2 separate regions of the Mus musculus genome follow, and region 1 is linked to region 2. Evidence: chromatin contacts called from ENCODE Hi-C data. All regions are on one chromosome and are shown on one strand. Each heading gives the region's core, a stretch centred on a gene start or an enhancer-like site at or near the end of the contact. The rest is flanking DNA. Distances are from core to core; before and after follow the strand shown.

Evidence for each region. A loop is a pair of places that touch in the nucleus more often than their neighbours do.
Region 1: a map of T-helper 17 cell shows a loop between it and region 2 (78-fold over the local background). The contact joins the promoter of Olfr142 here to the promoter of Endog in region 2. A Hi-C loop is called at or near these places in 4 of 37 maps with a recorded cell type or tissue (T-helper 1 cell, T-helper 17 cell and regulatory T cell).

What each region holds. Positions count from the first base shown.
Region 1 is chr2:90,250,940-90,254,597 of GRCm38, reverse strand. It overlaps Olfr142 (olfactory receptor 142), which reads left to right and starts at 1,612. Exons shown (of 1, transcript NM_146984.1): 1 at 1,612-2,529. The coding sequence starts at 1,612. The coding sequence ends at 2,529.
Region 2 is chr2:30,169,496-30,173,170 of GRCm38, reverse strand. It overlaps Endog (endonuclease G), which reads right to left and starts at 1,647. Exons shown (of 3, transcript NM_007931.1): 1 at 1,105-1,647; 2 at 220-329. The coding sequence starts at 1,596. Gm31080 (a long non-coding RNA gene) reads right to left here. Exons shown (of 4, transcript XR_866091.1): 4 at 2,836-2,874.

The sequences.
Region 1 (3,658 bases), core at 363-2,862, about 60 Mb before region 2:
ATTCATACACTATATTTTAATAATATTTTCCAGTCCCCCCCTACTCCCAGATTCCCCTCCTAACCTAACTTCATGTTCTTTTTTCTTCCAAAAAAACAAACAAATAAACAAGCAAGAGTAAACACCCTCCTAATACTAGCATAGAAACCTCCACCATTCAAAAACCCCAGGAAAGTCCTGAGTCTGTTTTGTGTGGGCCAGTTACTTCTTGCTGTGAAGCCTGTCCTGGAATGTAGTTGATATACTCAGTATTATTCAATGGGAGAAAATTGATTTTTCTCCTTCTTAGAAGTTTTCAATGAAACATAGCTTTTTGGTTAGGGGTGGGACTTTCACCCACTTCTTCCCCTTCTCCATCCTGGGATTTTATCTGGCTTGGCCCTGTGCAGGTCTTGTGCATACTGTCAGTTTCTGTGAGTTCATATGGACATCAACCCTATTGTGTCTGGAAACATAACCTCTCCCTTTCAACCACTCTGTGTTTTCTGTATCTAATCTTCTCTTAGTTGCTCCTACTTACCGGATCCTACTGAGCTATTGAGAAATTTCTCTGTCTCTTTGTAGTGACTGACCCTCAATAGACTTAGTGGGAGATGGTGGCAAATGATTGTTGAAGAGTGTGGAGAATTTAGTTATTCCAATACTCTCAGAGATATGAACATTCGTTAGAAGATGTAGAGGATTCTGTCTTGAGTAAAGTGAGGATTGGCACAGCTGAGGATGGGACACAGCATGGAAGACATTGGGAAAGGTCAGAAGGAACAGGAAAATAGTCCTCTATAAAGTGTAGTTTTATTTCCTGGTGAGTTTATGATTTTGGGAGTTTGATCTCTAGTTGGTGACTGAATCATGCTGGCCTATTCTGCTTATGCTTCAGTAGATGTGAAGACTGAGCGGCATTGCTCCAGAGGGAGCTTTTCTCCTTAGGTTTGTTCTGAGTTACCATATGATATCTCTGCCATGCCACGGCACAGAGGGAAGGCAAGCCCCTTGATTCTGAACTTGCTTTGGTCTTCTCAGCTTGCAGAACTATGAGCTAATAAATGTCTATTCTTTGTAAATGATCAAGTCATATGAAGCATATGAGGCATTTATTTGCTTCAGGTGTAATAATTCTCTGAGGAACAGAAGAACACAAAGAATTGGAGCAGAATGGCATCAAAAGGAACATGCAAGAGGAAGACCTATTAAATGCAATGAAGATAATACAAATACATGATCTATGTATCCAACTCCCCACCTTTCTACCTATAATGTATCTTGAACTCTTAAATTTGTAATGCCTTTTGATGATTATAGAGATACCTGGGCTGAAAGTTAGAAAGACTCATTCTGAGTTATATTTTTTTGTGTGACTATGGATAAATAACCATTCCTCTGGACTTCTATTTTCTATTAATAGTAAATGAAATTAAAATATAATAAATTAACCCACTAGAGTAGTAACATTTAATGCTAAGTAAGAATGTACTGGCTGAGTAGTAAGTATTTAGCAAAACAAACAGTCTGAGCTTTTGGGAGTGCTTTTAGTGAAGTTAACTTGTGCTGCAATGCTTTGACTTTTTTTCAGCCTTCCTATCATCTGATGTCCAACACACGTGAACTGACTCCATGGCCAACAAAAATAATGTAACCGAGTTAATTTTCACTGGCCTTTTCCAGGATCCAGAGGTTCAGAAGGTGTGCTTTGTGCTGTTCCTTCCTGTGTACCTGGCCACATTGCTGGGCAACAGTCTTATTCTTGTGGCAGTCAGCATCAGTAAGACTTTACATTCTCCCATGTACTTCTTCCTCAGTTCCTTGTCCCTGGTGGAGATCTGTTACTCCTCTACAATTGTCCCTAAGTTCATCACTGACTTACTTGCTAAGGTTAAAACCATCTCTCTGAAGGGCTGTCTGACTCAGATATTCTTTTCCCATTTCTTTGGTGTTGTTGAAGTCATTTTGCTAGTGGTGATGGCCTATGACCGCTATGTGGCCATCTGCAAACCTCTTCATTACATGAACATCATGAGTCGTCAAGTGTGTCACATGCTGGTGGCTGGCTCCTGGCTGGGGGGCTTCATTCACTCCATAATCCAGATCATCATCACTATTCCATTGCCCTTCTGTGGTCCCAATGTGATTGACCACTACTTCTGTGACCTGCAACAATTATTTAAGCTTGCCTGCACTGACACCTTTATGGAGGGGTTTATTGTGATGGCCAACAGTGGTTTAATCTCTATAGTCTCTCTCTTCATCTTGGTGTCCTCCTATGCTGTCATCCTAATCAGCTTGAGGAAGCGTTCTGCAGAGGGGAGGCGCAAGGCTCTCTCCACCTGTGCCTCTCACATCACAGTGGTCATCCTGTTCTTTGTGCCTGGTGCATTTATTTATATGAGACCTTCCTCCACCTTCACTGAAGATAAGCTTGTGTCTGTGTTCTACACTGTCATTACCCCTATGCTGAACCCCATTGTCTATACTCTAAGGAATACAGAAATGAAAAATGCTATACGAATGTCCTGGAAGCAAAAGGACAGCTGAGGCTCCACAACAAAATTAAAAATATATCTTGTTTTTTGTGCTTATTGAAATGGGATCTGTCTTTAGTAGGATTTTTCTTTTTCTCAATTTGTGTTTAGAGATGGAGTCAAGCAATGGAATTATCATGGGATATTTGCCCATGAGTATATTAATCTTTTTTTTTCTAATGTAGACAAATACATCTTTGTTTTCTGAATGACGATGCTGATTGTAATCTTCCACTTTTGGTCATCTCATCTTGATCATCAAAAACATTTCTGAATCAGTTTTACTTTGTGTTATGTAATGGTGCAAAAGACAGACTTTGTGCCCTATTACTGAATCTAACATTAATACTAGAAGATAACTTTAAAATGACACATATGCTGTCTACCAACAGAATGATGAAGTAAAATAATTGTTATGAAAATGAAATAATTTTTGGCTCATCCCACTATAAAAATACAGAAAATCATAAATTTGTATATTTTCTTATTTCAGAGGAATCAAGCAGGAGTGAACTACTCGTGTTGACCACCATACTTAATGGATGTTTAACTCCAGACCTATGTCTCTTCTTTTAAGTTGATATACCAGATTTATTACCTTCAAAGTCTGTTAACATTTCTTGGTGAGAAATACCAGAGAAGTGTGTCTAAAATGCCATTTCACCTTTCAGAATTTCCATGTCACCCACAATCTCTCTACAATGGACAGACTATCATAAAGTTGGCCCCTTTCAGCTTTGAGATGACTATGGTCTGCACTTCATTTTCTGTGCATCTGTTGATATTTATCCAGACCAGATAAATTAATGCCAGCAGCTTCCAGAGAAAATGGATCAAGCATGCTAGATGTGTGGTCCATTTCTCTTAGGGATACCGGCTCAATATGTAGATGAGCAGTAGCTATAAAATCATCACACCAGTCTCATTCTCTTTGGTGTCTCCATTAATTGCTAATCATGGATGGTGTGATAGTTTCCATAGTCACATTGACAAAATCTAGAATCACCTGGGAAGGAAATTTCAATGAGGAATTGTCTAGTTTAGCTTGGCCTATGGGCATTTTGTGGAAGAATTATTTTGATTAATAGTCAACTTATCCACAGTGTATGTCACCATACACTTTCCTTGGACAGGAGATACTA
Region 2 (3,675 bases), core at 398-2,897:
GAATCCTTAGCACGTCAGAGGCAAGGGTGACAGCCTCCCGTGCAGCCACGGGTTACAGGTGGTAAGGCAGGTCAGACGTGGGGAGCAAAGGCAGGTGTGGGGCCAGGCACCTGAGGGCACAGCAGAGTTCTAGGCCACCCAAAGGTCTCTGGCTACAGTGACACAGAAAGCCCAAGGTTGGAGAACAGGAGTCGGAGGCCCCGTCAGCTACAGGCTTACCTGGGCAGGAAAAGCGGCCCCGTGCAGACATAGACATTTTGGTAAGTTCGCGTCAAGCTGCGGCTGTACCTCTCAAGGTTGTTCCAGGCATTCTGGTTGAGGTGTGGCACCTGGTGGGAGAAGCGAGGCTCAGGAGCACACCTCGGACCTTCCATTAGGCATGCCCCAGCTCTTAATGTCAATGCCCAAACATTTGAAGGACAAGGGCTCAAAGAAGGGCTCCCTCCTTACGGCTCTGTGACTACAGTTTTTGAGCCAGTGCTAGCCACACTCCATTCCTGGCACTCCAATGCTCTAAGCTTTCCCCATCTCAAGGGAAGGAGGAAGGAGGGGACATTAGTCATTCAGAGACCCCCAAGGTCTCTTGGAACTCCCAAACCTTAGGTCAAGCTCTAAAGGCACGGGGACTGGACAGTGCTGGTGTGCACCTTTAATCCCAGCACTCAGGAGGCAGAGGCAGGCAGATCTCTTGAGTTCCTGGGCAGCCTGGAAAATCGAGCAACAAAAGGTGTGGGGTGGGATATGGTCTCCTGTCCATCTCCATCCACTGGGTGGATGTCCCAGGAACCTACTTCACAATCAAGACCCTGCTGGGAGCAGGTGCAGTGCTAACAGTGTGCCCTGGAGGCCTGACTGGCCCTAGGCCAGCAGGGTAGACTGAGGAGTCAAGCTCCCGGGTTCCCTGAGGAAGCACACTGGGTGGCTTGCTGACAGGCATTGCTGCAGCCCGTCACTACTTGGTGCACTGCTTCCCACGGGAGGCTGAAGAAGGATAAACCCCGGATTCTGCAGTGCCACTGTAAGATTCCTCCCTCCCGCCACGGTGCACGTGTAAAGTAAGATCTAGACGCTGCAGTCGGGCGGGCGACCAGGGTCCGAGACTACCTGAGGCGCTACGTTGCTCAGGTAGAAGGTGTCGTCCATGGCCCGCTGACTCCAGCGGTGGTTGGCGGCGGCGGCCAAATGGCCGCGGTCAAAGCCACTGCCGCGGTAGTCCGCATTGGTGGCGCGGTGGTACGCGTGCACAGAGTCATCCTCGCGGAAGTCGCAGGCGCTACGGTCCCCGTCGCCACGGAGCCGCTCTGGCCTCAGCTGCTCCAACACCCAGAGCGCACCGCGCGTGCGCGGGTCGTAGCTAAGCACGTAGGACTCGCGGCTCCGGAGCTGCGCCACGCCGGGCAGCCCGTACTTGGCCAGTTCCCCGGTGCCGCCCGCCGGTCCCCCCGGCAGCGCGGGAAGATCGGCCGCGACCACCGGCAACAATGGCACTCGGCCCAGCAGCCCCGGCGCTTTGCCCTCCCGCCGCCGCCAATGCTCTGCCGCGGCGCCCAGCCCCGCGCCCAGCGCTAGGGTCAGGCCGGCCCGCAGCGCGCGCATGCCTACCGGAGGACAAGGACGCTACTGATGTTAGCACAGAGTGAAGGAGCCTGTGCTGGCGTGGCCCCCGACGCCCTTCAGCTGCCCTTTTAAGACGTAGCTGGGTCCTGGTGCCGCCCTACTCGCTTGCCATTGGTCGTTCCACGTCGGGCTCCGCCTCGCCATGTACACCTCACATGGCCCTGCTTTTAAACAGGACAGAACCCCAGATCTGTCAGACCCCTCAGGTGCACCCACCCTCCTGCCACCAAACGAGCGAAGGATTTCTCTAGATTGATTAACAGAAGAATGCAGGTGTAGCTATTGATAGCCGCCTGGAACCTAAGCTTGCTATATAAGGTTAGAGAAAATAGCTATGCTAGGGTCATACTTTTCAACCCACTTAAAGGGTTTGGCCTGGGAAGTATGTTGTGTTGGCCAATGTTTCCTGTCCGTAGGTCAGGGGCTGGCTAAAGATATTTCCTACATTTCAGATGGAATAGTATTTAACTTATGAATATTTTAAGACATCAACTTCCTTACAACCTATTAAGACGGAGGAAGACCGATACATAAAAACTGAAGAAAATAGGGCTGAGAGTGTACAGTCAGAGCCACACTCATTAGCATGGGACAAAACCAATTATACATTAAAAGATAATTGGGGGATGGCTGGGGGGATGGCTGAGGGGTTAAGAGCTCTTCCAGAGGTCCTGAGTTCAGTTCCTAGCAACCACGTGATGGTTCACAACCATCTGTAATGGGATCAGATGCCCTCTTCTGGTGTGTCTGAAGACAGTGTATTCATATCCATAGAATAATTCTTTTTGTAAAAGGATTTATTTATATATTACATATACAATGTTCTGCCTGCACGATACCTGCAGTCCAGAAAAGGGCACCAGACTTCATTATGGATGGTTATGAGCCACCATGTGGTTGCTGGGAATTGAACTCAGGACCTCTGGAAGAATAGCCAGTGCTCTTAACATCTGAACCATCTCTCTAGCCTGAATAATAATTTTTTTTCTTTTAAGATACATTGGGAAATAGGGCATCTGCAGGTGTTGATGGGTAAGAAGGCAATGGAGGGAAATCATACAAATACCGTGTACATGTGTGAACATGTTATGATGAAACTTGGGCTTGTTTGCTTGGTTGGATTTTTTTAGACAGGGTTTCTCTGTGTAGTCCTGGCTGGCCTGGAACTCACTCTGTAGACCAGGCTGGCCTCGAACTCAGAGATCCGCCTCCCTCTGCCTCCTAAGTGCTGGAATTTAAGGTGTATGTCACCACAGACTGTTGAAAAAATGAAAAAAAAAAGACAAAGTTGTAGACTGGAGACATGGTGCAGCAGTTCAGAGCACATGTTGGTCTAGCAATGGACCCAGGTTCAGTTCCCAGCACCTATATGGTGGCTCACAACCATCTGTAACACCAAAGGATTTGTAGGCAAACACCTATATAGACAACATAATTTTGTTTTGTTTTGTTTTTTAAAGATTTATTTATTTATTATATGTAAGTACATTGTAGCTGTCTTCAGACACTCCAGAAGAGGGAGTCAGATCTTGTTACAGATGGTTGTGAGCCACCATGTGGTTGCTGGGATTTGAACTCTGGACCTTCGGAAGAGCAGTCGGGTGCTCTTACCCACCTGAGCCATCTCACCAGCCCCATAATTTTGTTTTTTAAAGAGCATATTCAACTCTTGCAGAGAACCCAAGTTAAGTGACAGGCAGCTCACAATGTCCTATAGCTTCAGTTCTCGGGACCCATTATATTCTGAACTGTGCAGCCTCTGCAGTTCTAAGGTGAAGGATTCAGCTCAAGTGACCAGAATTTTGCTTGCTTTCTTTTCTTTTCTTTTCTTTTTTTTTCTTTTAAAAAGATTTATTTGTTTTATATATGTGAGTACACTGTCTTCAGACACACTGAAAAAGGGCATCAGATTCCATTACAGATGGTTGTGAGCCACCATGTGGTTGCTGGGAATTTAACTCAAGGCCTCTGGAAGAGAAGTCAGTGCTCTTAACCTCTGAGCCATCTCTAAAGCCTACAACTTTGGTTTCTCTAAAAACACTGTTATAGCCGGGCGGT